Linked DNA regions of Homo sapiens: region 1 is linked to region 2. Evidence: read pairs that join two places in POLR2A ChIA-PET (ENCODE). Cell type or tissue: MCF 10A. All regions are shown on one strand. Links, peaks and the distances in the headings refer to the core of each region. The heading gives the core; the rest is flanking DNA. Region 1 overlaps PRORP (protein only RNase P catalytic subunit). Region 2 overlaps PRORP (protein only RNase P catalytic subunit).

Region 1 (13,819 bases), core at 1,066-9,065, 75 kb before region 2:
GCTGAGGAGAAAAGGGGCTCCACCTTGATCATGTACTTTGAAAAAATATTGTTTGTTTTTAGGGAAGCAGACATCTCTGGAGAAAGCATAGGAAGTGGATTTAGTGTAGTTTGTTTTTTTTTTTTTTTTCTTGAGACGGAGTCTTACTCTGTCACCCAGGCTGGAGTGCGGTGTTGCAATCTTGGCTCATTGCAACCTCCGCCTCTGGGTTTTCCTGCCTCAGCCTCCCAAGTCGCTGGGATTACAGGCACCTGCCACCACACCTGGCTAATTTTTTTGTATTTTTAGTAGAGACGGGGTTTCACCATGTTGGCCAGGCTGGTTTTGAACTCCTGACCTCAAGAGATCCGCCCGCCTCGCCTCCTAAAGTGCTAGGATTATAGCCGTGAGCCACCACCACACCTGGCCTAGTGTAGTGTTTTGAGAGCTGTTACCTCTGGGCAAGTCACAGCCTTTTAAGCCAGTTTCCTTATATGTAAAGTAAGAAAAATACAACACTTAGTCCATAGGGATGTGTGAGGATCAAATCACTTAATATTAATGAAAGGACTCTATAAGCTGTAAAAGACTACGTGTTGTTATTGTTAGGCTGTAAAAGCACAATGTCATACATTTATATATAGCCTTGTGATGCCTTAAAAAAGCTTTGATATGCCTTACTTCATAGGACTGCTTAAGCACAGTGTCCAGCTTTAATAAGAGTATTTGGTTTCTGGCCCTTCAGATAAAATGCAGAGAAAAAAAGACGTGTTAACTTAGAATGGCTATGTGCACTGTATTTAAAGAGTTTTGTTTGTTTCACTTAATGAATCTTAATCTTAAAAAGGTTAAGATTTTAAGAGAATTAAGAGGTTTAATGACAACAGAGTTGACATATTTTTCCCAAAGTCCTAGACTTTCATTCCTTTAAGCACATTCTTTTCCTCTTTTTTAGATTCCACTGTCATCACTTTAGTTCAAGATGTCATTAGGTCTTTTGGTTGGTCTTTCAATGCTGTTTCTCCTGTGACATTGCCAGGTTAACTTTCCTACAACCTGGCTTTCTTTGTGTCATTTTCCTATACATACTCATCCTCCAAATCCTAATTTCTGGCATTGGTAGGCTGTCCAAACCTACAGGTGTAAACAAATCCAGAGAACTACCCAGTGAGGGGCGGTCTAGATATGTGGGTTTGGGAATTACAAATGCATACCACAGGGCATGATAGTGCGGCACGGTAAAAGACCACAGACTTTGGTGTCAGATTGGCATTTCAATTCTGAATCTGTTACTTTTATTAACGATTCAGGGAAGTGACTTAATTGCACCTCAGTTTTCTCATTTGTAAAATGAGAATCTAATTTCTTCATAGGATTGTTTAAGCACAGTGCCCACCTTTAATACAGTGTTTGGTTTCTGGCCCTTCACATAAAACGCAGAGAAAAAAAAAAAAGATGTGTTAACTTAGAATGGCTATGTGCACTGTATTTAGAGTTTTGTTTGTTTGACTTAATGAACAGATATTATATCTAATTTAAAAATTTAAGGCCAGGCACGGTGGCTCATGCCTGTAATCCCAGCACTTTGGGAGGCCGAGGTGGGTGGAGCACAAGGTCAGGAGATCAAGACCATCCTGGCTAACACAGTGAAACCCCGTCTCTACTAGAAATACAAAAAAAATTAGCCGGGCTTGGTGGCATACGCCTGTAGTCCCAGCGGAGGCTGAGGCAGGAGAATCTCTTGTACCCGGGAGGCAGAGGTTGCAGTGAGCCGAGATAGCACCACTGTACTCCAGTCTGGGCAACAGAGCAAGACGCTGTCTCAAATAAAAAATAGAAGTTTAAGAAGGTGAAAAGGCAAAATTGGAAAGGGGAACTATAAATATTTTAATATATTCAGATATCTCCCTAGTCAAAACATTAACTGTAAATTGATTTAAGTTACATGGTCATTTTTGCCTGTGGAAGAGGATAGATTTGAAAGAAACAAAACTGAAGATGAGAAACCAGTTAGGAGGCTATGATAGGGATTTAAGCAGGTACTAACAAGGATCTGATGAGAAAGATATGGTAAAAGAAGAAGAGAAAAGAATGGATTTGAGAAACAGAGCTGGGCATAGTGGTTGATGCCTGTAACCCCAGCACTTTGGGAGGTCTAGGTGGGAGGATCGCTTGAGTCTGGGAGTTTGAGATCCGCCTGGGCAACATAGGGAGACTTTGTCTCTACGAAAAATTTAAAAATTAGTTGGATGTGGTGGCGCACGTCTGTGGTCCCAGCTACTCAGGATGCAGAGGCAGGAGGATCATTTCAGCCTAGGAGGTCAAGGCTGCAGTGAGCTGTGATGGCGCCACTGCACTGTAGCCTGGGTGACAGAGCAAGACTCTGTCGAGAGAGAGAAAGAGAGAGAGAGAGAGAAGGAAGGAAGGAAGGAAAGGAAGGAAGGGAAGGAAAGGAAGGAAGAGAAGGAAGGAAGAGAAGGAGGGAAGGAAGGAGTGAAGGAGGGAAGGAGGGAGGGAGGAAGAAAGGAAAGAAAAGAAAGAAAAGAAAAATGAAAGAAAGAAGGAGAAAGAGAGAGAAAGAAAGAAGATGAGAGAGAGAGAGAAATAATTAGGAGGTAAAATTGGCAAGACTTGGTGAACATTTGGTACCACCTATTGGTGTAGATGTCTGGCAGGAAGATGGCAAGTTCAGTTTTGGACATACAGTATTTAGTTTCAAGTACCTGTCTAAGGTAAAGATGCAGAGATAGAACATCAGAGAACACCAACATTTAAGGAGTAAGAGAAGGAAGGGAAGTTCAAAAACAAGAGAGAACAAGGAATGGTCAGAGAGTGTAATGAGAAGGATAAGAATGTGAAGTCACAGAATTCAAAGACATAGACAATTTCAAGAAGAAAGGAATCTATAAAGTATTAAATGCAGAAAAAGAGTGATAAAGACTAAAATATGTTCATCAAAACTGGCAATTAGGAAGTTACTGCTGTCCTGAGGGAGAGCATTTTCAATGCAATGATGGAGACTAAGCCAGACTTCAGTGGGCTTAGGGGTTAGGGAGCAAATGGGTAGCAAGAAAAGAATTGTATACCAGTCTTTTGAGAGGTTTAGATGAGGAGGACAGAAACTAGAGCAAGCTAGCTATTTATGAGTTAGTGATTAAAGCAATGGAGATCCAAGAGAATCAGAAAAGCATGTCTCAAAGAGTCTACCATGGTATTTCAAGAAAACAGATAAATAGATCAGTAGGTTAAAATATAAAGAACAGTGTGTTACACGGGAAAGAACAAGGAATTTGGAATGAGACATGTCTAATCCTGTTACTTTGCCATTTACTAGCTATGAGACAAGTTACTTAACCTTTTCTGGGTCTTAGTTTCCTTATGCTTTTTTTTTTTTTTTTTTTTTTGGAGATGGGGTCTTGCTGTGTTGCCCAGGTTGGAGTGCAGTGGCACAATCTCGGCTCAATGCAACCTCCGCCTCCTGGGCTCAAGATGTCCTCCCACCTCAGCCTCCCCAGTAGCTGGGACTATATGTGTGTATCACTCTGCCTGGCTAATTTTTTGTTTTCTGTTTTTTGTGGTGTTTTTTTGTTTGTTTTTTTGGTAGAGATGGGTTTTGTCACCTTGCCCAGGCTGGTCTCAAAATCCTGAGCTCAAGCAATCCACCACCTCGGCCTCCCAAAATGCTGGGATCACAGGCATGAGCCACCACGCCTGGCTAGTTTCCACATTCTTAAGGAGGTAATACCAATAACAGCTGTAAGAATTAAATGAGGTACTCCATATACAAGTGTCTAGCATTGGCAACTTTTGCTTGGTCTACAGAAGGTACTAAAAAATATTAGCTTCCCAAGAGAAGAAGCAGAGGCTGTTTGTCCAGGCCAAGAAGAAAGCTGCTGGCAAAGGGGACGTCCCCACTAAAAGACCACCTGTCCTTCGAGCAGGAGTTAACACCATCACCACCTTGGAGGAGAACAAGAAGGCTCAGCTGGTGGTGACTGCACATGAAGTGGATCCCATCAAGCTAGTTGTCTTCCTGCTTGCCTTGTGTCATAAAATGGGGGTCCCTTACTGCATTATCAAGGGGAAGGCAAGACTGGGACATCTAGTCCACAGGAAGACCTGCACCACTGTCAACTTTACACAGGTTAACTCGGAAGACAAAGACACTTTGGCTAAGCTGGTGGAAGCTATCAGGACCAATTACAATGACAGATATGATGAAATCCGCCATCACTAGGGAGGCAATGTCCTGGGTCCCAAGTCTGTGGCTCGCATCACCAAGCTCGAAAAGGCAAAGGCTAAAGAACTTTCCACTAAACTGAGTTAAATGTACACTGTTGAGTTTTCTGTACATAAAAATAATTAAAATAATACAAATTTTCCTTCAAAAAATATTAGCTTCCATTTCCCCTTGGAGGTTACTGGTAACATTGAAAGAGTGCCATTTCAATTAAGCAGTGAAGATGTATCTTAAGTTGCAGGATTAAAGCATTCAGTTATAAGATATTAAAAATAGGGAACAGGTGTGGTGGCTCATGCCTGTAATCCCAGCACTTTGGGAGGCCAAGGTGGGAGGATCACTTGAAGCCAGGAGTTTGAGACCAGCCTGGGAAACAAAGCGAGATTCTGTCTCTACAAAAACATTAAAAAAAAAATTAGTTGGGCATGGTGGTGTGTGCTTGCAGTCTCAGCTACTCTGGGAGCTGGGTGGGAGGATTACTTGAGCCCAGGAGTTCAGAGGCTACAGTAAGCTATGATCACACCACTGCACTCCAAACTGGGTGACACAGTGAGACCCTTACTCTTAAAAAAAAAAAAAAAAAAGGAACAACAGTTGAAAGAGGAAAGAAAGGATTTGAGAGAGTTAATCACATTTGAAGTCTAAAAAAAAATGAAGTAAGTAAAAGTGCCAAGAGGGAAGTAAGGCTAGGGGCGTAGGAGCCTTTGTGTCTCATATATGATTAGCATACATCCAAAAATTATTTGAAAGAGTGTCTTACTGCATCATATAAATGACATTTGCAGCAGAGATGGTTTTAAGAGGCTGAACATGGACAGAAAAGATCAAAGGACAAACAAAGCTATCTTAAAGAGGAAAGTTGGTGCAGTTCATACCTAATGTTGATCATTTCAGTAAAGATCTAGGAAACACAGTATTTGGAAAAAATAGTTTCCAAAGCAGATGCGAATCCAAGTATCCTTGGGCCTAATTGTTAATGAATGTGAAACACACGGCTACAGAATCTGTGGGTAGAAAACATTCCCTAATTGCACAATCTCTAAACCTTTCCATCTGATTTCAACTACAATGACGTGCAAGTAAACATACTTCTCACCTTTTCCAACCCTACATGCACAAAGAATTACTCTCTTCGAGCACACATTTCATTGAAAGATGCGTCTTGACATGATTTCTTAGACAAATTCAAAGTTATTTTCTATATAAGGGAGTAGAGTAAGTAGTATTAATAAGTGTTTTTCAGATCCATATTTTGATCATAAGGAAAGCCTGAGCTTTAACAAACTTAAGAGGACTGAGCAGAGTCACGAAGCAAGAAAATATTATAATGGAATCTAATGGTATTATTTTTCTACATCTCTCTTCCTAATAAATATATGAATTGTAACTTTGCCTTCAAAATGCAGAGCACAGACTTCTTACCAATTGCACATTTACTGAACATAAATCAAGGTGGAAGAACCACTGCAGAGCTCAGGAAAAACACATGCTGTGATCATTGTAAGGGAAAAGAAATGTGAACATAGTTTTTCTGTGCAGGGAAAAAAAAAGGAAACGAAAAAAATTAGAGAACTACTCAAAGACAAAGGAAAAAAATCCTTCAATACTGTAGAAGGTAAAGAAAGAAGCAACAAGCAAATTTTAGGGTGGCCTAACACAGGTAATCTGAGGAAATACAAAGGATGATTTCTCCACAAAATCCTCTTCCACCCTTGCACCATGGAGAGGACTGCATGCTTTTCTTAAACGAAGGGATTGCACGTTGGCAATTGTTAGAATGTGGAAGCTGACTGATTTTACTATAGGAAATTAGTTTTGACAGACATCCTAATTAAGCACAGTAGATAAGACTACTGTATAGAACTAAGCTGGCTGTGCACTGAACAACTCTAGAGGCAATATTCATTGTCTCTACAACAATTCTAGAGACAAAGTTACAATTCATATATTTATTAGGAAGAGAGATGTAGAAAAATAATACTCTAGAGTTATGCAATGCCGTAGCCGATGGTAAGTACCTATCAGAAACAATGTTAGCTCCATGAGTGAAGGGAGTTTTCTCTACTTAATTCATTGGTGTATCCCTGGCGCAAAAAACAGGGCCTGATGCTTATGATGATCAATAAGTATTTGCCGAATGGGTTGACGAATGAAAAGAAAAGGGGAAACTGAAGTTTGAGAGCACAGAAGAGAGATGGATTTCTTAAAACTGAAAGAGATTAAGAGAATGAGTCCAAAAATCCAGAACCTTGGAATGGAACTCCTACCTGTTGTAAAAGAGGAAGGAGGGCTGGGCGCAGTGGCTCATGCCTGCAATCCCAGCACTTTGGTAGGCTGAGGCGGGCAGATCATGAGGTCAGGAGACCAAGACCATCCTGGCTAACATGGTGAAACCCCGCCTCTACTAAAAATACAAAAAAATTAGCCGGTCGTGGTGGCATGCATCTGTAGTCCCAGCTACTCAGGAGGCTGAGGCAGGAGAATCACTTGAACCTGGGAGGTGGAGGTTGCAGTGAGCCAAGATCATGCCACTGCACTCCAGCCTGGCAACGAAGAAAGATTCTGTCTCAAAAAAAAAGAGGAAGGAGAAGGAATGGTAGAAACAGTTTGGGACGTTGCCAGATTTTACCATGCTCTGGCAAGGACTTACTATGGGCCAAGCAAAAATTAAGTAATAAAAAGGGGTGGAAACACCACGTTAGCAGAGATGGAGGTTTTCTTCTTAATTGGCAGGCTAAGTATGTCAAGAAAAGTTTACATAATTGCTGTTTTTCTATCAAAAACTTCTACATGGGTTGAGGCAGGAGAACTGCTTGAGGCCAGGAGTTAGAAACTAACCTGGGCAACACAGTGAGACCCCATCTCTACAAAAATTTTTTTTTTTTACATTAGCTAGGCATGGTGGCGCATGCCTATAATCCCAGCTACTTGGGAAGCTGAGGTGAGAGGACTGCTTGAGGCCAGGAGTCTGAGGCTGCAGTAAGCTATGTTTGTGTCACTGCACTCCAGCCTGGGTGACAAAGTGAGACCCTGTCTCAAAAAAACTCCAAAATGAAAAAAAAAAAAAATCTGCATGGCCATACCAAACAGGGGGATGGAAGTCAGAATAAAAGATATGATTTTCATTATGATATAAACCATCTCCCCAAATATTAATAAAATCTTGAACCTATGATTAAGTGAGATAAACACTGCAGAAGTGATCTGTAAACTGTTATATGCTACCATGGTATAAGCTGTTTTTCTTATCCAATTAACAGAAACAGAGTTCATAAAGATTAACCAGCCATTTGATGTCTACTGACTATATATTGTGCTTTAGCAAGTATGCATGTATATAATAAAGTTCATAACTTATGCAATTCCTTGTGTATATGTGACTTTCATTCTGTTTTATTTATCAGGTTTCAACTAGACCTAAAGTTCCTTAGATTGAATAAACCTATACTTTACAACCCTCAACATCATCTTTACGTGATCCATAAACACATATCAAATTTCTAAGGACCCCTGGGGTATGGCTGATTCTAAGGACTTTCCTTTCACATTCCCAGTATTTTTAAATTTCAGCTATAAAAATTTATTTCAAGAGAGTTGGCGCCTCTATCTGTCCTACTATGACTACTCCAATTCATCTCAACAAGGAAATATGTTAATTTGCTCTAAATTCTGAGCAATGCAAATGGACTTACTAACCATATGTTTTCTGTTCACAATCTGTTTTCTGCCAGGATTATCTGGCATAGCTCATGTATAATTTCCATTAAAACAACAAAGCCAAACAAATACAAAAACACATAGCTCTTTGCTGTACATAAAAAAAAATCTATAGTTGGCTTTTGTGGGAGGAACCACTTCCACTCTCAGCCACTCAAGGTTTATCAGGATATACTAGTTGAGAAGCGTGAAAAATAAAAACTGGTAATTTCCCATAACCAAAACAAAAAGTGTTACAAGATACTTAAATGATCCTTGGCAATACTTTTATTCTATTTAGTATATGATTAGGAGTTTAGTAGATTAAAAAACCCACCAAATAAAAGACAACTGGTATATATTCTCCTCAGACATGGTAATGTGATGTAAGGTAGTAAACCTTGAACTTCATTTTTGTATGGGTAATAAATTCACATGGCTCAAACTCCAAAAGAAACCAAATGATATTCAATAAAAAGTTTCTCTCCCACTCCATCCCCCAGCCACCTAGCTGTTCTCCCGAGAGGCAACCAGTATTATCCATTTCTTCAGTAGCCTTCTAGAGACTAGACATCAACAAGCAAGTGTGTGTGTGTGTGTGTGTGTGTGTGTGTGTGTGTGTGTGTTCTCTTTTCCTGTCTTTACACAGTTGGTGGCATACTGCATAACATTTCTCAGTAGTATCTTAGGCACTACTCCCACCATGCCATGTTTAGGCAACAGGCTTCTTGCATGTCTTCTTTGATTGAACAATACCAGCTTCTCAAGTGTTGTGGAGGAGTTTGAGACCAGCAGACTTGGAAGAAAAGTGTGTTGTAATTAATTGGTAATATCTGCCATAACCATCTATTCCTATTCTGTGCTTTTACCGTATCTTCCACATACCTCTTTCACAAGAATCACCAGGTTTCACTAACTTGAAAAGGCATATCTGAGAGTACGGACTATGTCCTTTCATAATTGTAATGCAGGATACCTACCCAGCACAGTGCCTAACATATAAGTACTCGATGAATACTTACTAAATGAATCCCACAGTCAAAATCCCCAATGTTTAGGGAGAACAAGACAGCTTTTCATATTCCTGAATGAGTTACTTTCTCCCGCTCAAAGATATACTTGATTGACCCTATAACTGTAGATTTGTAATGAAATCATATTTGAAAGCTATGTGATACTGCTTTCCCCATCTCTATCAGAATTTACAGTAATGGGTTGGGCGTGGTGGCTCACGCCTGTAATCCCAATACCTTGGGAGGCCAAGGCGGGTGGATTGCTTGAGTCCAGGAGTTAGAGACCAGCCTGGGCAACATGGCGAAACCCGTTTCTACTAAAAATACAAAAATGAGCCAGGAGTTATGGCGCATACCTGTAATCCCAGCCACTAGAGAGGCTGAGGCAGGAGAATTGCTTGAACCTGGGAGGCAGAGGTTGCAGTGAGCAGAGATTGCACCACTGCACTCCAGCCTGGGCCACAGAGTGATACTTGGTCTCAAAAAAAAAAAAAAAAAAAAGAATTTACAGTAATGACATCTGGCTGGCACTCGAGCTTCTTGAGAAAAAAAATATGTACCCAGAAGTTTACACAGGATCCTATCATATATGTAATCAACTAGTTTCTAATCACTGCCCTCTAAAGAGAAAATGATTGTGTAACATGTGATTTCTGAAACAAAAGTGGGGTCTAGGGAGGTCAGGCGATGGTGAAAGAAAACTCAATGGAAACATCATGAGTGATAAAGAAAGCTTGTGATTGTTTGAAAAAAATCCAGTGAATGAAAAAAATTGACAAAGAACATGTCAATTAAGCCTTTCTCATTAAAGACCCCACCTGCTAATCATTCTCAAAGCTCTTTCTAAACTTACATTTTTCATATAAGTACTGCCATCTACAGGGCATAATGTAAACAAAGTATTTTATGAGGGGTGGGGAGTAACTGAAATGAAAAGGTTGGCATACTATAGGCCAACATCTTCATGCCCTTTTAAAATACCAGCATTAATGGGGAAAAGACTCCCTATTCAATAAATGGTGCCGGGATAGCTGGCCAGTCATAGCAGGAGAATGAAACTGGACCTTTACCTTTCACCATATACAAAAATTAAGTCAAGATGGATTAAAGATTTAAACATAAAACCTCAAACTATAGAAATCCTAAAAGAAAACCTAGTAAACACCATTCTGGACGTCGGCCTTCAGAAAGAATTTATGACTAAGTCCTCAAAAGCAACTGCAATAAAAACAAAAATCAACAAGTGGGACCTAATTAAACTAAAGAGCTTCTGCACAACAAAAGAAACTATTAACAGAAGAAATAGATAACCTACAAATAGGAGAAAATAATCGCAAACTACGCATCCAACAAAAATCTAATATCCAGGAATCTATAAGGAGCTTAAGCAATTTAATAAGCAAAAAACAAATAGTCCCATTACAAAGTGGGCAAAAGACATGAATAGACACTTCTCAAAAGAAGACATACAAGTGGACAACAAACATGAAAAAATGCTCAATATCGCTAATCATCAGAGAACTATAAATCAAAACCATAATGAGATCCCATCTCATACCAGTCAGAATGGATATTGTTAAAAAGTAAAAAACAGATGCTGGCAAGGCTGTGGAGAAAAGGGAAGGCTCATACACTGTTGGTGGGAATATAGATTGGTTCAGTCACCATGGAAAGCAGTTTGGAGATTTTTCAAATAACTTAGAACTACCATTCAACCCAGCAATCCCATTACTGGGTATATATTAAAAATAAAATCATTTTACCAAAAAGACACATGCACTCATATGTTCATCGCAACATTATTCACAATAGCAGAGACATGGACTCAACCTAGATGCCCATCAATGGTGGACTGGATAAAGAAAATGTGGTACATATGCACCATGGAATACTATGTGGCCACAGAAAAGAACAAAATCATGTCCTTCGCAGCAACATGGATGCAGCCGGAGGCGATTATCCTATGCAAATTAACACAGGAACAGAAAGCTAAATACTGCATGTTCTCACTTACAAGTATGAGATAAACATTGGGTACTCATGGATATAAAGATGGCAACAACGGACACTGGGACTACTAGCGGGGAGATGGAGGGAGGAAGGCAAGGGTTGAAAACACTAACTATTGGGTACTATGTTCACTACCTGGGTGAGGGGATCATTCGTAATCCAAACCTCAGCATCGTGCAATATATCTGTGTAACAAATCTGTACATGTAGCCCCAGAATCTAAAACAGAAGTTGAAATTATTTTTTTAACTCTATATTTATTCAGAGTTACATGTTATGTTTTCTTTTTTCACACACAAGGGAAGGCAATAATGCTCAATGGCTGGCTATTATCTTTTAAAAATTAATATTGTAAAGCTAGCACTTATGATTTTAAGTCTTCATTTATTTATTTATTTTGAGACGGAGTCTTGCTCTATCGCCCAGGCTGGAGTGCAGTGGCGCGATCTTGGCTCACTGCAACCTCCACTTCCTGGGTTCAAGCGATTCTTCTGCCTCAGCCTCCCAAGTAGCTGGGACTACAGGCGTGTGCCACCACGCCCGGCTAATTTTTGTATTTTTAGTAAAGATGGGATTTCACCATATTGGCCAGGCTGGTCTCGAACTCCTGACCTTGTGATCCACCGACCTCGGCCTCCCAAAGTGCTGGGATTACAGGCATGAGCCACTGCGCCCGGCTGATTTAAGTCTTTAAATTACCTGTTACGTATTTCTGCGGGCTTGTGCAAAAAAAAATTACTTGTTACTTAACTGTGAACAATAAAGAAAAAAATTATAATTTTAAACTAAAATTTTAAAAAAAGTTTAAAATATGCCCAAATTCCTATTTATTTCATTTTGCTGTAAGATATAAACTGGGACTCTCTGAGAAGTAGAGAGTCCCTGGGAGAAGTAAGGATATTTTTGGTGGGAGTTCTCTTATGTAAGGATAGACCAGGATGGAAGAGGAAGAAGAACATTAAAAGCTAAAGGACTGGTTCAGATTTATAGGTGCAAGCTGGAGAAACCTGAATGAAGGAAAGCACAGATGATTTCCATGCTTCTAAGGGGACATTATGCCAATGTGTTGTATTGTCATAACATAACTTTTTTTTTTTTGAGACAGAGTCTCGCTCTGTCACCCAGGCTGGAGTGCAGTGGTGCGATCTCAGCTCACTGCAAGCTCTGCCTCCCACGTTCTCGCCATTCTCCTGCCTCAGCCTCCCAAGTAGCTGGGACTACAGGCGCCTGCCACCACGCCCGACTAAATTTTTTGTATTTTTAGTAGAGACGGGGTTTCACCATGTTGGCCAGGATGGTCTTCATCTCCTGACCTCGTGATCCACCCACCTCGGCCTCCCAAAGTGCTGGGATTACAGGCATGAGCCACCGCGCCTGGCTAACATAACTTTTAAGGAAAATAAGTGGAATCCATTAAAACTGTTTCTTATAATCAAAAGGAAGAAATCTGATTTTAGAGATAACCAAAATCCACCAATATCACAAGGACGGTAAGAATTTTTCTTGGGGCCAGGCACGGTGGCTCACGCCTGTATCCCAGAACTTTGGGAGACAGAGGCGGGTGGATCGCTTGAGCTTAGGAGTTCAAGACTAGCCATGGGGAACATGGTGAAACCCTGTCTCTTCAAAATATACAAAAATTAGCCAGGTGTGTTAGTGCATGTCTCTAGGCCCAGTTACTTGGGAGGCTGAAGTGGGAGGATCACCTGAGCCTGGGAGTTTGAGGCTGCAGTGAGCCATGATTGCACCACTGCACTCCAGCCTGGATGATACAGAGAGATCGTGTCTCAAAAAATAATGAAATAATAATAATAATTTTTGCTTGTTTGTTTAACCATCTATTTTCAATTGGGTATTAAATTTTATCTTTCTCCTCAAATCTCGTCACAGTAAAGTTGCCACAAGTTTGGTAATAGAACAAAGTTAGGCAATATTTATTACTCCCCCCAACCCATCACTGCCTATCTCCAAAGTACTACTTTATTATGTGGTGCTGTCTAAACAGCGTTGTTGTCTGAACAGTGGAGTCAGCCCCTTTTCCACTCTCCAAATCTGATTATCAAAGTCTAACCTGCCAAGATCCAGATTAAATGCCAATTTCCACATAATTATTTGATCCCTCCTTAGCTAAAAGTAGTTTTCCTTAGCCTGTGGATGTTTTAGCTCTTTGCCTAAACATTTCTTACAGCCCTTGTAAATATTCTACATATTAATGATTTAGGTATCTGTGGGATTATAAACCCCTAAACAAAGGAAGGGACTACATTTTATTCATCTTTGCATCTGTCATAGTATCTAGCACAGAGCCTGGCACATGATGAGGAGTTAAAGATTTAATGAATATTGAATGTTTGTATTTGAAAGCTTACATGGCTAACACCAAATAGTTAATTTGAGAAACATCATGGCACAAATATTAACAACAGAGGGTCTTTGTTAAATATTTCACAGACTAGGAAAGCTAGAATCTATACCAACTATAGTAAAATATACATACTTAAGCTGGTGGTTTTATGAGAGTAATAACAGGTATCACTAGGTCACCAGAAGTCTAGTGAAAACTTAGAGTTACAGCTTTGGTTAGGCTAGAGGCAAGTGATTTAGGAGCTATGCTTCTTAAGCTCTTTTCTCATTTGTTTATTTATTTTATTTTATTTTTTAAAGATGGGGTTTCGTTATGTTGCCCAGGCTGGTCTTGAACTCCTAAGCTCAAGCAATCTGCCTGTCTTGGCCTCACAAAGTGCTGGGCTTACAGGTGTGAGCCACTGTGCCCAGCCCTAAGCTGTTTTCTACTCTTCACTATAATTTATAGATTAGACAGGTTGTACAGTTGCCAGGGAGATGTCATGGCTACCAAAAAAGAAAGCATAAACACATTTTA
Region 2 (17,431 bases), core at 5,866-13,865:
TTTCTTCCATGCTGTTCTCGTGATAGTGAGTGAATTCTCACCAGATCTGAAGGTTTTATAAACGGTAGTTTTTCCTGTGCTCTCACATACTCTCTTGCCTGCTGCCGTGTAAGACATGCCTGCTTCCCCTTCTGCCATCATTGTAAGTTTCCTAAGGCCTCCCCAGCCATGCAGAACCTTGAGTCAATTAAACCTCTTTTCTTTGTAAATTTACCCACGCTCAGGCAGTTCTTTATAGCAGTGTGAGAATAGACTAACCATAAAATAAGTTTCAATACATTTCAAAATACTGAGATCTTTATAGTTGCTGATACACACATACACACACATATACACACAGACACACACTTAAACAAAAAACCACTAGCAGTAAAATATCTATAAAAGCCCCAAGTATTCCTAAATACAGTTCTCAATAACCCAAGGGTCAAAAAAATTACAAAGGGAATTAGGAAATATTTTGAACTAAGTGATAATAAAAATTACATATCAAAATTCATGGGATGCAGTATACTAGTACTTAGCAGGAAATACATAGCTTTAAATACTTATATAAAAAAAAAAGAAAGAAAGGTCATAAAACATTGACCTAAGTTTTCAACTTAAAAAGGTAGAAAAAGAAGAGCAAATTAAATTTCAAAGAAAGTAGAATAATAATAAGCAGAAATCAAAGAAATAGGAAAAGCTAATAAGGCAAAAAGTTGAAAAAAAAATGAATGAACCTCAATCCCTATTTCACATCACACACACAAAATATTTCTAAATAGTTCATAAACTTAAAAGCCGAAACTATGAAAATTCTAGAAGAAAACAGGAAAATTATTAGCAACATTAGAATAGGCATAAATTTCTTGGGCAACATACAAAGTCATCACTAATAGTCACATACGGGGGTCCTTGATACAATGCCCTTGAAAAGGTTATAAGATAATTTCTGTAACATTCTTGCCAAAAATACCAACCTGAATCTTATCATAAGGAAATATCAGATAAACCCAAATTGACAGACATGTTACAAAATAATAGGCCTATGCTTTTTTATTATTTTTTTTTAAGTTGAGGTCTAAGAAAGACAAAGAAAACTGAGATTAAAAGAAACCAAAGAAACATGACAACTAAACCCAATGTGTGGTCATAGTTTGGATCTAGAGGAAGGAAAAGCTTGTTATGGACATTATTGGGACAAGTGACAAAACCTGAGTATCAACTAGCAATTAAATAATCTTATTATATCAATGTTACAAAGATGAAGAACTCCCTTTGGTCCAATAACTATTATAAAATACTCAACATCATTAGTCTTTAGGAAAACGCAAATTTAAAACCATAGCAAGAAATCATTATACACCCACTAGAATGGCCGAAATTAAAAAGACTGACCCATAACAAGTATGTGGAGCAACTGGAATTTCCAAACATTGCTGATGGGAATGCGGGATGGTACAACCACTTTGGAAAATAATTCAGCAGTTTCTTACAAAGTTAAACATATATTTATCATATAACTGAGCAGTCCCATTTATGAGTATTCACAGAAGAAGTAAGAAAATACACACCCACACAAAGACTTATATGTGAATGTTAACAGTGGCTTTATTCCTAATTGCCAAAAACCGAAAACAATTCAAGTGTCTATTAACTAATGAATGAATGGGGGAAAAATGTGTTAAAGCCAGTTGCTTTAATACTCCTTTTCTTCTAATCCTTAGAAAATATTATCTGGTGTCTGCAGCACATGGATATAGTTAACATGTGACGATCACTACTTTTTATGCAAAGTTTTGAGTATGCATTATTGTTTTCCACTTATTTCTTCTTATTTGCTAGAGTAGGACATTAAGTGAGAAAGGTCTTTGTGAATTCGGTATTAAAGCAACTGGCTTTAGTCATAGCAGATGTGGAAAAACAGGGGAATACCAGCTCTTTTGGTTGGAAGCAGTGCTCTTAACATGCGAACAAAAATAAAAAATCCATCTCTGTATCTAATTACTTCCTGTGCATTCTTTAAACCATGGAAGCCAAATAGATCCTAAATAAGAACATTAACATGACTGCCTTAATGTAGCTAGGGGAAAATGAAGCCACGTGGCTAAAAAGTATCATTGTAAGCTAACAACTAACATGGAGGCTAGAGAAATTTTAAACTGGCAACAGTACTGTAAACTAAAGAGAAGAGATGTTTGGGAGAGTTCTCCTAACCAAATGACCAATAGTAATCAATGGTAATTTATTGAGACAAACTATCTTATCGCATTTCTCCAGCTTTGGAGACAAAAAAGAGTAGAGGTGACTCAAAGTAAAGCAGAAAAAATACTTTAACTCAATTTTAAGAAAAAAGGCTGCAATAAACAGAAAAAACAGTGATGGTCTCCTTACCGCATGTCAAACATCTCTCAAGCAAGTTTACTTTACCACTCAATCCAGGTGGTCCGTTAGCTGTTTTCTTCTATCCTAATAAAATAATTAACCTTCAAGGCAGGAGAGTTAGGCAAATACAGCATCTTTGAACACTTTATCATCTAAAGAGAAGTGGTATAAGCAGGTAACGGGACTGAAAGTAAGATAAGACAAGCACATGACACCAAGGAATAATCTTTCATAAGCTGTTCAGAGAAGAATTATAAATGGCATCTGACTTGAGAAGCCAGAGAGGAAAAATGCCCCATCTTCATGCAGCTTACCAGATAAACTGGAGTAATATCCTGATGAGTCTAGATCCAAAAGGTGGAAACTGCCAGCATCCGAAGGGACAATGAAGGGGTAAGTACACTCTGCCCATCTACCTAATGGCATATGCTGAGCATTAATGGATCTCTTCTCTCAAGGATAATTCAATAGGGTGAAAAAGTCTATCACAGGCCAATGAAAGATACGTTAGGAGCTTTGCCTTAAAGATTCAGATAGGCCAGGCACAGTGGCTCACACCTGTAATCCCAGCACTTTGGGAGGCCGAGGAGGGCAGATCACAAGGTCAAGAGATCAAGACCATCCTGCTCAACATGGTGAAACCCTGTCTCTACTAAAAATACCAAAAAAATTAGCTGGGCGTGGTGGCACGCGCCTGTAGTCCCAGCTACTTGGGAGGCTGAGGCAGGAGAATCGCTTGAATCCAGGAGGCAGAGGTTGCAGTGAGCCTAGATTACACCACTGCACTCCAGCCTGGCGACAGAGCGAGACTCCATCTCAAAAAAAAAAAAAAAAAAAAGATTCAGATAAAAGCATGTTCTGAAACTCAAATACAATTTAGAAGACCTCTGCCTGGATCCCTCAAAGAAGAGGACAAATTCGGTTGCATCTATGAAGAAAGAGCAATAAGCTTTAAGGAGAGAATAGCAAGAGATGCAAAGAGATCCAAAAATAAAATAGAAATGAAAAAAAATGCAACAGCAGAATTTAAATATGCTTTGAAAGCAGTAAAGATTAGAACTAATATACTAGAACATGTATTTCATGAAATGCAGCACAAATTTTGAGAAATTCTACTTCAGTGCAGAAGAAAAGAAGAAAAAGAATGTTAAGAAAAAGAACATTATGGATATAAGGGACAGAGAACAGAGATCCAACTTTTAAGCCTCAGAAGGGTGTTCTCAAGGAATAAATCAAAACAAAAAGAAGAAGAATCTTTTTTTTAAAAAAAATATAACTTCCCCGAGATTAAAAAATACCTACTTTTTGGCCAGGTACACTGGCTCATGCCTGTAATCCCAGCACTTTGGGAGGCTGAGGTGGGTAGATCCATTGAGGCCAGGAGTTCAAGACCAGCCTGGCCAACATGGTGAAACCTTGTCTCTACAAAAAATACAAAAATTAGCTGGGCGTAGTGGCAGGTGCCTGTAATCCCAACTATTCAGGAGGCTGAGGCAGGAGAATTGCTTAAACCCAGGAGGCGAAGGTTGCAGTGAACCAAGATCATGCCACTGCACTCCAGCCTGGGCAACAGAGCAAGACTCTGTCTCCAAAAAAAAAACCTTACATTTTAAAGGGCACATGACATGAGACTCTGGGAAAAATGAAAAAAATCACCTAATCGTCTCCTCACAAAATGTTTAATTGTGAGATTAAAGAAAAAAATCCTACACACTTCCAAGTCAAATAAATAATATCATAAACTTACATAGTGCTTTCCATGTGCCATGTAGATCACAATGCTATTAAGAAACAAAAATTCTAAGTGCTTTACATATACTTTCTTATTGCTGTAACAATGGTATGAGGTAGATATTATCATTTTTCCCACTTAACAGATTAGGAGAATAAAGCATAGAAAAGTTAAGCAGATCACCTAACTAGTAAATGGTGAACTTGGGGTTCAAAACCCAGAAGTTCATTCTCTTGTACTATCCCTCAGAGCAACAGAAATCAAGCTGGACCCCAGCTACTCAGGAGGCTGAGGCAGGAAGATTGCCAGAGCCCAGGAGTTCCAGGTCAGCCTGGGCAACGTAGTAAGACCCCATCTCAAAACTAAGAAATTCAAGCTAGAAATCCCAAAAGCCAGAAGACATCAAAACAACTATGTTTAAGGATCATGGAGTAGTTTACACACGGGGCCTAAACCTCTTGGCACATGCACTATAATAGTTATTTCCTTCTTCCTATACGGTACATTTTAATAGTGTGGCCTGTATTCTTAAGCAAGGCGTGCCAATCAAGACTGCTGCCCTTCCCTGCAAGGTACCTGCAAACAATGGGAGAGAAACTTTGCAAACGTCCTTCATGAGTTTTTTTTGGCTGGGAAATCCTACTTTCTTTGATGTGGTCTCCCTATTTTATTTAAGGAGATACATCACTCCCACTCCCCTACTCCCTCCCCAAAAGAGACTAATAAGGACTAATGGAATTTCACCTGGATATGTCTAATGAAGGATTTTTCTTTTTTCCTTATTTTTATTTATTTCAGTATTTCAACTTTTATTTCAGATACAGCAGATCCATGTAGAGGTTCGTTACATGGGTATACTGTACCCAGGTAGTGAACACAGTACCCAGTAGGTAGCTTTTCAACCCATACCCCACCCCCTCTAGCAGTCTGCAGTGTCTGTTGTTCCCATGTTTATGTCCATGTATGCTCAATGTTTAGCTCCCATTTATAAGTAAGAACTTGCAGTATCTGCTTTTCTCTTACTGAATTAATTTGCTTAGGATTATGGCGTCCGGCTCCATCCATGTTGCTGTGAAGGACATGACTTTGTTCTTTTTTATGGTTGCATAGCATTCCATGGTGTATAGTACCACATTTTCTTTATCCAGTCCACCACTGATTGGCACTAGGTTGATTCCACGTCTTTGCTATTGTGAGTAGCGCAGCAATGCACATATGAGTGGATGTGTCTTTTTGGTATAATGATCCATTTCCCTTTGGGTATACACCCAGCAGTGGATTCCTGAGTTAAATGGTTGCTCTGTTTTAAGTTATTTGAGAAATCTCCAAGCTGCTTTCCACAGTGGCTGAACTAATTTACATCCCATCAACAGTGTATAAGCATTCCCTTTTCTCTGCAGCCTCATACTGGTACAAAAACAGATATAGAGACCAATGGAACAGAATGGAAAACTCAGAAATAAAGCTGCACACTCACATACAACTGATTTTCGACAAGGCCAACAAAAACAAGCAATGGGGAAAGGAATTCCTATTCAATAAATGGTGCTCAGATAACTGGCTAGTTATATGTAGCAAAATGAAACTGGACCCTTACCTTTCACCACATATCAAAATTAACTCAAGATGGATTAAAGATTTAAATGTATACCCTCAAACTATAAAAATCCTAGAAGAAAACCTAGGAAATACCCTTCTTGACATCAGCCTTGGCAAAGAATTTTTGGTTAAGTCCCCAAGAGCAATTGCAACAAAAACAAAAATTGACAAGTGGGACCTAATTAATTAACTAATTAAACTAAAGAGCCTCTGTATAGCAAAAGAAACTATTAAAGTAAACAGACAACTTACGGAATAGGAGAAAATATTTACAAACTGCATCCAACAATGGTCTAATATCCAGAATCTACAAGGAACTTAATTCAACAAGCAAAAAACAAATAACCCCATTAAAAAACAGGCAAAAGACATGAACAGACACTTCTCAAAAGAAGGCATACAAGTGGCTAATAAACATATGAAAAAATGCTCAATATCACTAATCATCAGAGAAATGCAGATTAAAAGCACAATAAGATGCCATCTCAAACCAGTTAGAATGGCTATGATTACAACATCAAATAATAAGGTGTTTTTTTAACTGCAGGTCACAACACCTTACTAGGTCATGAGATCAATTTAATACAGTTGCAACCAGCATTTCAGGGAGAAATAAACAGAACTAAAATAGAGTGCAACAAATACAGCAAGAGTACATAATTTTTTTATGTATACATTTTTTTTCATTTATAAATGTATTATTACATAAAATGTATATTGTATCTGTGTTGTGTTAAAAAACGCTTAAAAGCCACGGGTAATAGGACTCTGTCACATATATAAAACATGATTTTGCCCCAGGGAGCATTATTAATACATTTTATCAGAGGCCTATAATATTTACCTCTGGTAAGTTTATTAAAGAAAGTGCCAGAACCCAAGTTATAAAAATTAGCTCTAATAGATATTAGATATATCATAAAACTACAATAATCAAAATAGTGTCATACTGTTAGGAATGCAGATTAGTGAATCAGAACAGAAAGTCCAAAAAGAGACCTAAATATTTATATGAAGAATTTGGTATATGCTAAAAGTAACATCCCGCTTTATCCCTAGTGGGGTAAAATATGGGTTGTTAAATGATGTTGACACAATTGGCTAATTAGCTGGGGAGGAAATTAAGTTGGAACTATACCTCACATCAGAAAAAAATTCCAAATGGATGAAAAATTTAGAGAAAAACAACAAAAGTGAAGGGAGCAAAAGGAAGTTTTTTGTGTTTGTTGGCTTTTCAATAACCTTGCAACAGAAAAAATCTTTCTAAATATGAAACCCAGGAGCCATAAAAGGAAAGTCTGACAAATTCGAATATTTTAAAGTATACATAGAGAAAAAAAATAAGCCTCAAAAATTGTAATTTAAATCACAGATGATTTTTCAAATAAAGAGCTCCTAAAATTAATATGAAAACAGTCAATAACTCAAAAAACAGACAAGACAGGAGCAGTTTGCAGAAAATAAATATAAGTGCCTCTTAAACCTATGAAAATATGCTCCACCACACTCCAAGAAAATTGTAAATTAATCCTATACTGCAATTTTATTTTTTTACTTCATATAGGCAAAGATCAAAATGTTTGATAACACACTGAATCTTCAAGGTGCGGAGAAAGAATTCTCATATTTTGCTGATCACAGTATATACTGTTAAAATTTCCATGAAGGCCAATCAAAATTAATATGTCTCCATTGTGCTAGCAATTCAATTTGTGGGAATCTATCTTATATCTATCTTGGAATATGTGAGAAATTACAAATGTGTAAGATGATTCACTGTGACACTTTTGTAATAGTGAAAGATTTGAAACAAGTTAAATACTCGTTAATAGGAGACTCAATGAATAATTAAATTATGGTCATTCCATACAGCTAGAAAGAAGAAAAAAGAGAAGGGGAAGAGGAGAGAGAGGAAGGAGAAAGAAGATAACCTATTTTTCAATCTAGAAATATAAAATGATAGCCCACTATCAACTAGATGAAGGACTGAAAAAGTTTCCCTAAAAAATTCTCAATCATCTAGAATCATGAGCTAAAGATGCATGCTCCCTAGCAGTTAGGTATCATTTCCAAGTATTAATACATTATCCTGTAAATTCCAGATAGAAAAGAATTTACTTACAAGTTTAAAGTTATTTCTTAAATCTTGACTGATCTTTGGAGAAATAGATCTAACTCAGGTAAAGATAGTTTAGAAATTAAATTTCTAGACAGAATCAGCTATATTATTTTTAATCCCACTCTTCTTCCTTTTCATATCATATTCTTACAGATTTATGGAGAATAGCTCAAAGAAAGGGCAAAAGGCAATATATTTTTAATTATAAAATCTTGCTCCCAAATTAGAAAGAAACAAATCAGGCCAAAAAATAAAAAAGGCAGTAACACAGCCTGAGTCCTGCAAACCCCAAAATGCTGTTAACTACTTTAAAAAAAGAAAAAATTCTGCTTTCATTCAAGGAGTTTGTCCATGCTTACACACCCTGGAAATCCCCTCTGCTTCACACCTAACCCAGAATCTGCTCTAAAGTGCCAACACAGTGTCTAACTTCCCTTCGTCCTTGGAAGGAAATGTGTAGAAAATTTAAGCCCCTTCACCGATCAAATCGCTTCACTTCTCTGGGCCTTACGTTCCTCAGGAATAAAGTGGGGTTATTAACACATACTTCGAAGGGCTATTGTAAGGACTCAAGAAAATTAAATGATTTGACTGTAAAAAGTCTATACTATAAAAGCCCCTGTATGTGCTTTAGGTAAATAATAATACCACAAGTTTTACCAATAGTTTGTCAACATTTATAACTCTTTGGGTTTTAACACTGGATACCAGGAAAGTAACTTTGCCTGCTTCCTGTTCCTGACTGAGAAATGGGCTCCGGTCTTCACATGGCAGTAGAGTAGATGAATCCCTGAAAGGACCCATAACCTAACTGCTTCCACATGTATAAGAAAAATATGTCTACATTTCAGTTGTTTCCAGGTATTCTGATTCAGGGGCCAAAAAGACCATTTAGCTTGTCGCCTTCAAAGGGCACTAGACTGAGGTAAGATCGATCCCTTTGTAGTATGCATGTATGCATGGTTCATAAATCATGTTTTTTGGCTGAGGATTGCCTGTAGTGCATCCTTAAGGATTACTTTATGCTTTACAATGTGCATATGTCTTCTGATCTATCCTCAAAACAAACTTGTGAGAAAACAGATGCAGACAGAAAGACCAAATTAATGACAACAAAAAAATACAGAATCTTTATTTCTAATTCCCAGTTTACTAATGACTTCATTGAGTTGAATGAGCTGTTTCCTTTCTTTATAAAGCAGAAACAATTTATCAGTCACTTGCAGAAGCCATCAAGTTTTCAATGTTCCCACAGAAATGAAGCAGAATTTACTACCATCTATACTCAATTCTATTGCTAATTTTTTAAAAAAAGAAAATAGTTTGGGCAATTTTTGTCCTCTTTTAGTGAAAAAAATCGGAAGCAGAGAAGAGAATGAAAAAGGAAAAATTTAAATTCCTGAAATTTCTAGTGCATAAATTCAACAGTAAATCTGACTAATGTTAAATATGTAGACAGTAAATCTTTGTGCACTGCAGTAGTAACAGAGTAGCCTGTGAAAGTTATCCAAGTGGAAAGCAGAAAGGAAATGGGAAGTGATTTTACTCTGAAAGAAAACCAAAAGGTGAAAGAGTCCAACAGTAAATAGGACAGGCAGGAATACTCAGGTAGAAATCTTGGGGATATCCCAGGAACATTCATCAGCTCAAATGACGTGTCTTGTACATCTCATCAGTGGTTTTCCCTCCGCTGTCTAACTTATACAAATATCTGAGTAACTCAAGAGCAACGTACAACTGGAAGATGAGTCATTCCACCAGTAATCAACGAGATTAAGGGAAATTCTATTTTCCTGTGAACTTTGGCACAGTTTGAATCTGTTTCATTATTCCTGCTAGGAATCACTACGAATCCAGGTTTGCACACCTTTTCTTCTGCCATTATCAAGCAAATAATAGTAAGCTAAGTGTTAGGTAATTTCCCATCCTCAGAAAACATACACCAGTCTCATAAGGAGGCAGAATTACCAGTATGGTTAAACAGCAAGTGTTACTGAGTCCAAAGATGTGGGTCTGAATCCTGACTTCATCACTTAACCTGTGTGGTTTCAGCAAGTTACCGAACTTTTCTGAGCCTCAGTTTCCTCATTTGTCAAGGAGAGAAAATACTCATTCCCTCAAAGTTATTGTAAAGATTAACTGAAATGGTAGCTATGACATAATAAATGTAAGCACTGGATTATTTAATGTATAAATAACTGTATTTATTACACACCTACTGGATGCCAAGCATTGTGGAAAATAGGAAAAAGGGTGTCCTGTCCCTCAGAGTTTCTAATCTGGTTGAAATAACAATAGATACTGATATGAAAAACTAAACAACACTAAAAAAAGAACACATAGTATAGGATCAATAGCCAGATGTGTGCCAGGGTTAATAAATGCTACAAGTTCAAAGGAAGAAAAGATAAATGCAGACTACAGGGGTCAAAAAAGGTTGTGTGACAGAAAAGGGACTGAGATAGTCACGAAGGAAAAACAGGATTTGGAGGTAGAAGTATATTTTAGATGAGGGGAAAAAGAAGAGGAAGAAAACACAAAGCAGTCTAGAGCCACTAATTAGCTGGCACTGGCTGACGCACGTGTCTGTAGAGGAGAGTGGCAAGCAATGAGGCCTGAAAAGTAGGCTGCGACCAAACTGGAGGAATTACTTGCAGGGCAGGAATGGGAAACTGCTGAAGGTTTTGAGGCAGGGGAGTAATAGGATTACATCAGTGTTTTGAAAAGAATGACCTGGAGTGCGAGATCCACTGCTGATTAGGAGAGGAGCGTCAACAGCAGCACCGTGGTTCTTCTGTGGATTTCTTCTGTTGGAATCTGGACGACTGGAATGATGGAAATGTGTGGGATTTGCCAATCTCCCAAATCAAGTATCCAGAGAATCAGTGAAGAGAACGTTTGAATTCACACTTACGGTGGTGGGAAATCCAGGAAAGACAACATTAATCAACTCATGATTCCTCATAGATTTGCATTCTCCAGAATATCCAAGTCTTTCTCATAGAATTATTACTAAAAAGACTGTACAGGAGGAACAATCCAAAGTTTTAATCAAGGAAGGTAGTGTTAAGTTGCTGCTCACAATAGTTGATACCAAATAGGATTTGGAGATGCAGTAGATAATAGTAATTGCTGGCAGCTCGTCATCAACTACATTGATAGTAAATCTGTGGACTACCTAAATGCAGAATCACAAGTGAACAGATTTCAGATGCCTGATAACAGGGTGCCGGGTTTATACTTCACTGCTCCTTCAGGACATGGAATTAAACCAGATAATAACTTTAAAACAGATAATGAAAGAAATCTAAGAACTTAAAATATATAAATTTCCAGAAACAGGTGAAGAAGACAACAAGCTTGTTAAAAAGAAGAAGGACCATTTACCTCTTGCTTAGGTAGGTAGTAATACTATATCATTGAACTTAATGGCAAAAGGGTTAGGGGAAGGCAGTATCCTTGGGGTGTTGGTAAAGTTGAAAATGGTGAACATTGTTTTTACAATTCTAAGAAATATGTTGATAACACATATGCACGATTTGAAAGATGTTACTAAATGCCCACTATGAAAGGAGAAAACTGGCAGTTGTGACTTATAATGGAGTTGATAACAAATAAGGGCTTACTAAGAGCCTTCTGGCACAAATGGAAGAAGAAAGAAGGGAGCATGTAGCTAAAATGAAGAAGACGGAGCTGGAAATGGAGCAGGTGTTTGAAATGAAGGTAAAAAAAAAAAGTTCAAAAACTGAAGGACTCTGAAGTTGAGCTCCAATGGCAGTGCCATGAGCAAATGAAAAAGAAGCATAACACAAAGAATTAGAGAAGAAACAACATCAGTTTGAGGATGAGGATGCAAACTGGGAAGCTCAACAACATATTTCAGAACAAAACTCTTTGAGAACCTTCAAAAAGAAAAAGAATAAAGAGATCTTTTAAACTATTGATCAATAGTTACGTATTATTAATAGTTACGAATATCCCAACTTGGACATCAGTGTTTGTTGGATCCATTTGACCAATTTGCACCAGTTTTATCCATAGTGATAGATTTAACAGCATGACAAAAATTATTTTGTTGTTGTTCTTAATGGAGATTAAGATGCCTTGAATTGTTTAGGGTGTTGTGTACTTATTAATAGAAAGTAACAGGCCAGGCACCGTGGCTCACACTGTAATCCCAGCACTTTGGGAGGCCAAGGCAGGCAGATCACTTGAGGTCAGGAGTTCGAGACCAGCCTGGCCAACATGCTGAAACCCTCTCTCTACTAAAAATACAAAAATTAGCTGGGTGTGGCAGCGGGTGCCTGGGTTTTAAACACAAGTTTAGCTTCACTGATCACATAGTTTACAGGAACAATGAATGCTGTGGTTTGGATCTGATCATCCAGCTCTGCTAATCTGGTACTTAATAATCAGTTCTTGTTTACTAATAGTCATCTGACGTTTCTCTGATTGTAAGTGGAGAAGCCTTGTACCATCAACACAATGGTGAATGACTTGGGAAGAAACCACATCCAAAAATATCCACAGGTCTGGCCCATGTTTAGGATAGGCTCCTAAGTATATTTTGAAAAAAATGAACGTCCGGGCGCGGTGGCTCACGCCTGTAATCCCAGCACTTTGAGAGGCCGAGGCGGGAGGATCACGAGGTCAGGAGATTGAGACTATCCTGGCTAACATAGTGAAACCCCATCTCTACTAAAAATAAAAAAAATTAGCTGGGCGTGGTGGCGGGCGCCTGTAGTCCCAGCTATTTGGTAGGCTGAGGCAGGAGAATGGCGTGAACCCAGGAGACGGAGCTTGCAGTGAGCCGAGATGGAGCCACTGCACTCCCGCCTGGGCGACAGAGCAAGATTCCGTCTCAAAAAAAAAAAAAAGAAAAGAAAAAAGAAAAAAATGAACTACCATTATTAGGGCAAGAAATATTGACAACGACTACAAAAAAAGGTATTAATTTATGATAGGAACTTTCACCTAAGTCTAATGATTCCTAAGCATCTACTCTGCGAATAAGTTCTTTTCATTTCCCACTGACATTGTATCTGGGGACACTGTACCTTGATATGGCCTTATCATATTTTCTTGAAAAACACCCTCTGCCTATTTTTCTCATTTTGGAGAATTTTACAGGTTAAATAATCAAGATAAGCATTTATACTGCATGAATCTGCAAAGGAACTACAGTATTTTTATTGATATGACAGAATGCACTTTTGCCATTAGTGGTTTTTCAGTCAGCTTGCAAAGAATCACACTGTTAAAGCAGTGATCAGCCTAGAGAGAAGCCTGCTTTTGAGACAACCTGAGTTATCTGCTAATTCAAAACATCTGAACAAAAATATTCCTGGCACAAATGCAGTGAACTCATTACAAAAACAAAAACAAAAACAAAAATAAAACACCTATGTTTAAATTAGCCCTGTAGGTAGCTCAATCCATATGCATTCCACCCTTCCAATTTTAAGTCTCTGAAAGAAAAGCCAGCACTCTTTTAAACACAGGAAATCACATTTTACTTCTCTGCAGCTGCTTCATAACCAAGGAAAATGCAAAAGCAAAGAGGAAATGTGCCGGAGATCTTATTAACAAAGAGTGGAAATCCCCACACTCCACATCTCCCAGTTAGCACTGTTGGGGACATAGGCTCTCAGGTTCATATTTCCCTTTGTGAAATGCCTAACCACACCAGAATTAATCTGCAGTTGCCACCTATGATAAAAGCAGGGGTTGTGCACACTGGAGTATTCCACATTGCCTCTTCAGCTATAGCTTTTACCACACAATGGATTAACTTGTACAGGATTTTTTCAAACTCCTCCCCTAACCCAGAAAAAAAATGTTAATAACCTCTTTGCAAAGCAAAAACAATGCAGTACAGTAGGAAACCTTTATAGAATTGACTCTGAATCTAAATTAGTTGTTCTACTCTATTAAGAAATTTTATCTTGTGCGTTTCAAAAATGGAAAAAGAAACGTGCAAATGACATGACAATTTTCAGCATTTAAAAAGTATAATTTGCTTTAAGAAGGGGACTTTCATTCTCTATAGTGGTATTTCTGAACTGTTTATATCCTTTCTAATGAATATATACTATTTATATTATAATGAATATATAATATGTTTACTTGAGGAAATCTTTACTATAGGAAGATTAGGAAGATGTTGCTTCTGCATGAAAATCACTAAGAAAGCACTGTTTTATAATCTCCCTTTTCATAACTTCTATCCTGAAAGCATATGTGTATTTGTCAGCTTTTTTTTTTTTTTTTTTTTTTAAATAGACACCAGGTCTCGCTATGTTGCCCAGGCTTGTCTTAAACTCCTGGGCTCAAGCAATCCTCCCACCTCAGCTTCCCGAAGTGCTGGGATTACAGTTGTGAGCCACCACAGCTGGCCCTTTGTTAGCTTATAAAAAAAGATTTTCAAGATGAAAATCTTAAACATATATAAAAGTAGACAGAATAGTATAATAAATCCCCATGAACCCATAAACTAGCTTTATCATCTCATGACCAATCTTGTTTCATATATAACTCCATCTATTCCATCCCCTATTTCCCAGTTATTTTTGAAGCATATCTCAGACATCACATCATTTAATCCATAAATATTTCAGTGTTTAGCTCTGAATCTAAAGAGTTTGGGTCAGGCATGGTGGCTCACGCCTGTAATCCCAGCACTTTGGGAGGCCAAAATGGGAAATCACTTGAGCCCACGAGTTCGAGACCAGCCTGGGCAACATGGTGAAACCCCCTCTCTACAAAAAGTACAAAACTTAGCTGATGTGGTGGCAGGCACCTGTAGTCCTAGCTACTCAGGAGGCTGAGGTGGGATGATCACCTGAGCCCGGGAGGTTGAGGCTGTGGTGAGCTGTGATTGTGCCACTGCACTCCAGCCTGGGTAACAGATTGAGACCCTGCCTCAAAAAAAAAAGAGTTTTAACTCACTAGCATTATTAACCCTAAATAAAAATCAACAAAAATGTCTTAATAACTCCAATAACTGGTGTTCAGATTCCTCTGATTGTTCAAATCAGGAACTAAGGGCCCAATATGATCCATACACTGCAAATGGTTGCTTTATCTCAAATTGCTTTTATCTATAGATCATTGCTCCATCTCTTTTTTTTTTTTTTGGCAATTCATTTATTGGAAGAAACTGGGTTGTCTTGCAGTTTCCCACAGATGGTATTTGGTAATTGTACCCTTGAGGTGTAATTTAACATATTCCTCTGCCCCCTGTATTTCCAGTAAATTAGTAGTGAGCTCTAGATGCTTGATCAGATTCATGCATCTAGATTCAGGTTTGATATTTTCACATACCAAATCCTTAACTCTCCTATTTACTATTTCTTAAAATCTTGAAGAACCACGAGCCAAATTTCAACCTATAGCTAAAAAGTAGTGCTGGTTAATAAGGAGGTGTCATGTGCTCTGCTCAAGACATAACAACTTGGAATTTCTCCCTTTAGATATTAAGGAAAGGAGAAAGGTAGACTAAAGAGCTTCACATCATCAAAACCTCAACAACGATTTGATGCTGCCTTCCTTCCCTCCCAAACTGACACTGTGCTACATACAGACTCTGCACTTTTAATTCACCTAAATCACAACTTCCTGTTCTACTGTGCACTGTCTTTGGGGCTCCACTCTCATCTCTGTTCCCACTAGGAAAAGCTGACCTTATCTAACTTTTCTTAACACATAACTATGTGTTATGTGTTAGTTAGAAAGCCTTAACATTGCAGAGCTGGAGTGGGCTTTGGAGATCATCTGGTCCAACTGTCTCTGTTTAAAGACCAGGAAAAAGAACGAAAGTGCTGAAGTAACTTTTCCAAGGTTATTATAAAGATATATGTTAAGTTAGTTAATATTTATAAAGTACTCATAACAGTGACTAGCTTATAATAACCCTTATATAAACATTTGCTTTTTAAAAAGCAAGTTAAAATTAGTTAAGAAACAGAATTAGTACTTGAGTGAGGACCTCTTAAATTTCTCTAAGAACACAAATAATACTCCCTTCTACTTTGCAGTTTGGGGGAATAATGCACTCTACATATACCAAAATGTTCCAGATAACTGAGGCATGTTCCTTTAAACAACCAATTTTATTTCGTTTTAATCTTTTAAAGTCAAGATAATCCAAGATGGAAACTGTTGTCAGAAATATAGTATACAGTTTCCTTCATCAAATGAAGAACACTGAACACTATCTTATTAAACTTCTCAGTGACCCTTTCATTATGAACACAGGGAAGCTTAATGAATAGAACTCATATTTGGGAATCAGACAGATGTGCATTCAAATCTTAATTCTGTTACTTACAAACCTTGCTTGGCAAGTCACTTAACCTCTCTGAGGTTTAGCAAAAAAGGGGAGGCTGCCTTCCTTGTAGGATTGTCACAAAAATTAGAGATCCCTCTCTCCCCACGGTCTCCCTCTCCCTCTCTTTCCACCGTCTCCCTCTGATGCGGAGCTGAAGCTGGACTGTACTGCTGCCATCTCGGCTCACTGCAACCTCCCTGCCTGATTCTCCTGCCTTAGCCTCCCAAGTGCCTACAATTGCAGGCGCGCACCGCCACGCCTGACTGGTTTTTGTATTTTTTTGGTGGAGACGGGGTTTCGCTGTGTTGGCCGGGCTGGTCTCCAACTCCTAACCGCGAGTGATCCGCCAGCCTCGGCCTCCCGAGGTGCCGGGATTGAGACGGAGTCTCGCTCACTCAGTGCTCAATGTTGCCCAGGCTGGAGTGCAGTGGCGTGATCTCGGCTAGCTACAACCTCCACCTCCCAGCCGCCTGCCTTGGCCTCCCAAAGTGCCGAGATTACAGCCTCTGCCCGGCCGCCACCCCGTCTGGGAAGTGAGGAGCGTCTCTGCCTGGCCGCCCATCGTCTGGGATGCGAGGAGCCCCTCTGCCCGGCTGCCCAGTCTGGGAAGTGAGGAGCGCCTCTTCCCAGCCGCCATCCCGTCTAGGAAATGAGGATAGTCTCTGTCCGGCCGCCCACCGTCTGAGATGTGGGGAGCGCCTCTGCTCCGCCTCCCCGTCTGGGATGTGAGGAGCGCCTCTGCCCGGCCGCCACCCCGTCTGGGAGGTGAGGAGCGTCTCTGCCCGGCCGACCCGTCTGAGAAGTGAGGAGCCCCTCCGCCCGGCAGCCGCCCCGTCTGGGAAGTGAGGAGCGTCTCCGCCAGGCAGCCGCCCTGTCTGGGAGGGAGGCGGAGGTGGGGGGGTCAGCCCCCGCCCGGCCAGCCGCCCCGTCCGGGAGGGAGGTGGGGGGCGCCTCCACCCGGCCGCTGCCCCATCCGGGAGGTGGGAGGCACCTCTGCCTGGCCGCCCCTTCTGGGAAGTGAGGAGCCCCTCTGCCCGGCCACCATCCCGTCTGGGAGGTGTACCCAACAGCTCATTGAGAACGGGCCATGATGATGATGGCGGTTTTGTGGAATAGAAAAGGGGGAAAGGTGGGGAAAAGATAGAGAAATCAGATTGTTGCTGTGTCTGTGTAGAAAGAAGCAGACATGGGAGACTTCATTTTGTTCTGTACTAAGAAAAATTCTTCTGCCTTGGGATGCTGTTGATCTATGACCTTATCCCCAACCCTGTGCTCTCTGAAACAT

The links. ChIA-PET counts read pairs that join two places held together with the same protein. Peaks named below come from ENCODE experiments on the same cell type or tissue, not always from the same donor. Only the 100,000 strongest peaks of a DNase experiment are listed, where the experiment ranks them.
Region 1: POLR2A ChIA-PET joins it to region 2 with 6 read pairs; 2 of 35 experiments call an interaction of 5 or more read pairs at or near these places.

What each region holds. Positions count from the first base shown.
Region 1 is chr14:35,225,661-35,239,479 of GRCh38, reverse strand. The region is part of intron 5 of PRORP (protein only RNase P catalytic subunit); the gene reads right to left. The region is part of intron 5 of PRORP-PSMA6 (PRORP-PSMA6 readthrough); the gene reads right to left. It also overlaps the pseudogene RPL7AP3. Among named protein-coding and RNA genes, the nearest start is that of PSMA6, 60 kb to the left of the region's middle. In MCF 10A, for the core only: no CTCF peak of the experiment used is centred there; a DNase peak (open chromatin) is centred at 5,259.
Region 2 is chr14:35,152,223-35,169,653 of GRCh38, reverse strand. The region is part of intron 4 of PRORP (protein only RNase P catalytic subunit); the gene reads right to left. All of the region lies in intron 4 of PRORP-PSMA6 (PRORP-PSMA6 readthrough), which reads right to left. It also overlaps the pseudogene SEPTIN7P1. Among named protein-coding and RNA genes, the nearest start is that of PRORP, 38 kb to the right of the region's middle. RefSeq lists enhancers at 9,417-9,711, 16,268-16,769. In MCF 10A, for the core only: no CTCF peak of the experiment used is centred there; DNase peaks (open chromatin) are centred at 9,503 and 13,453.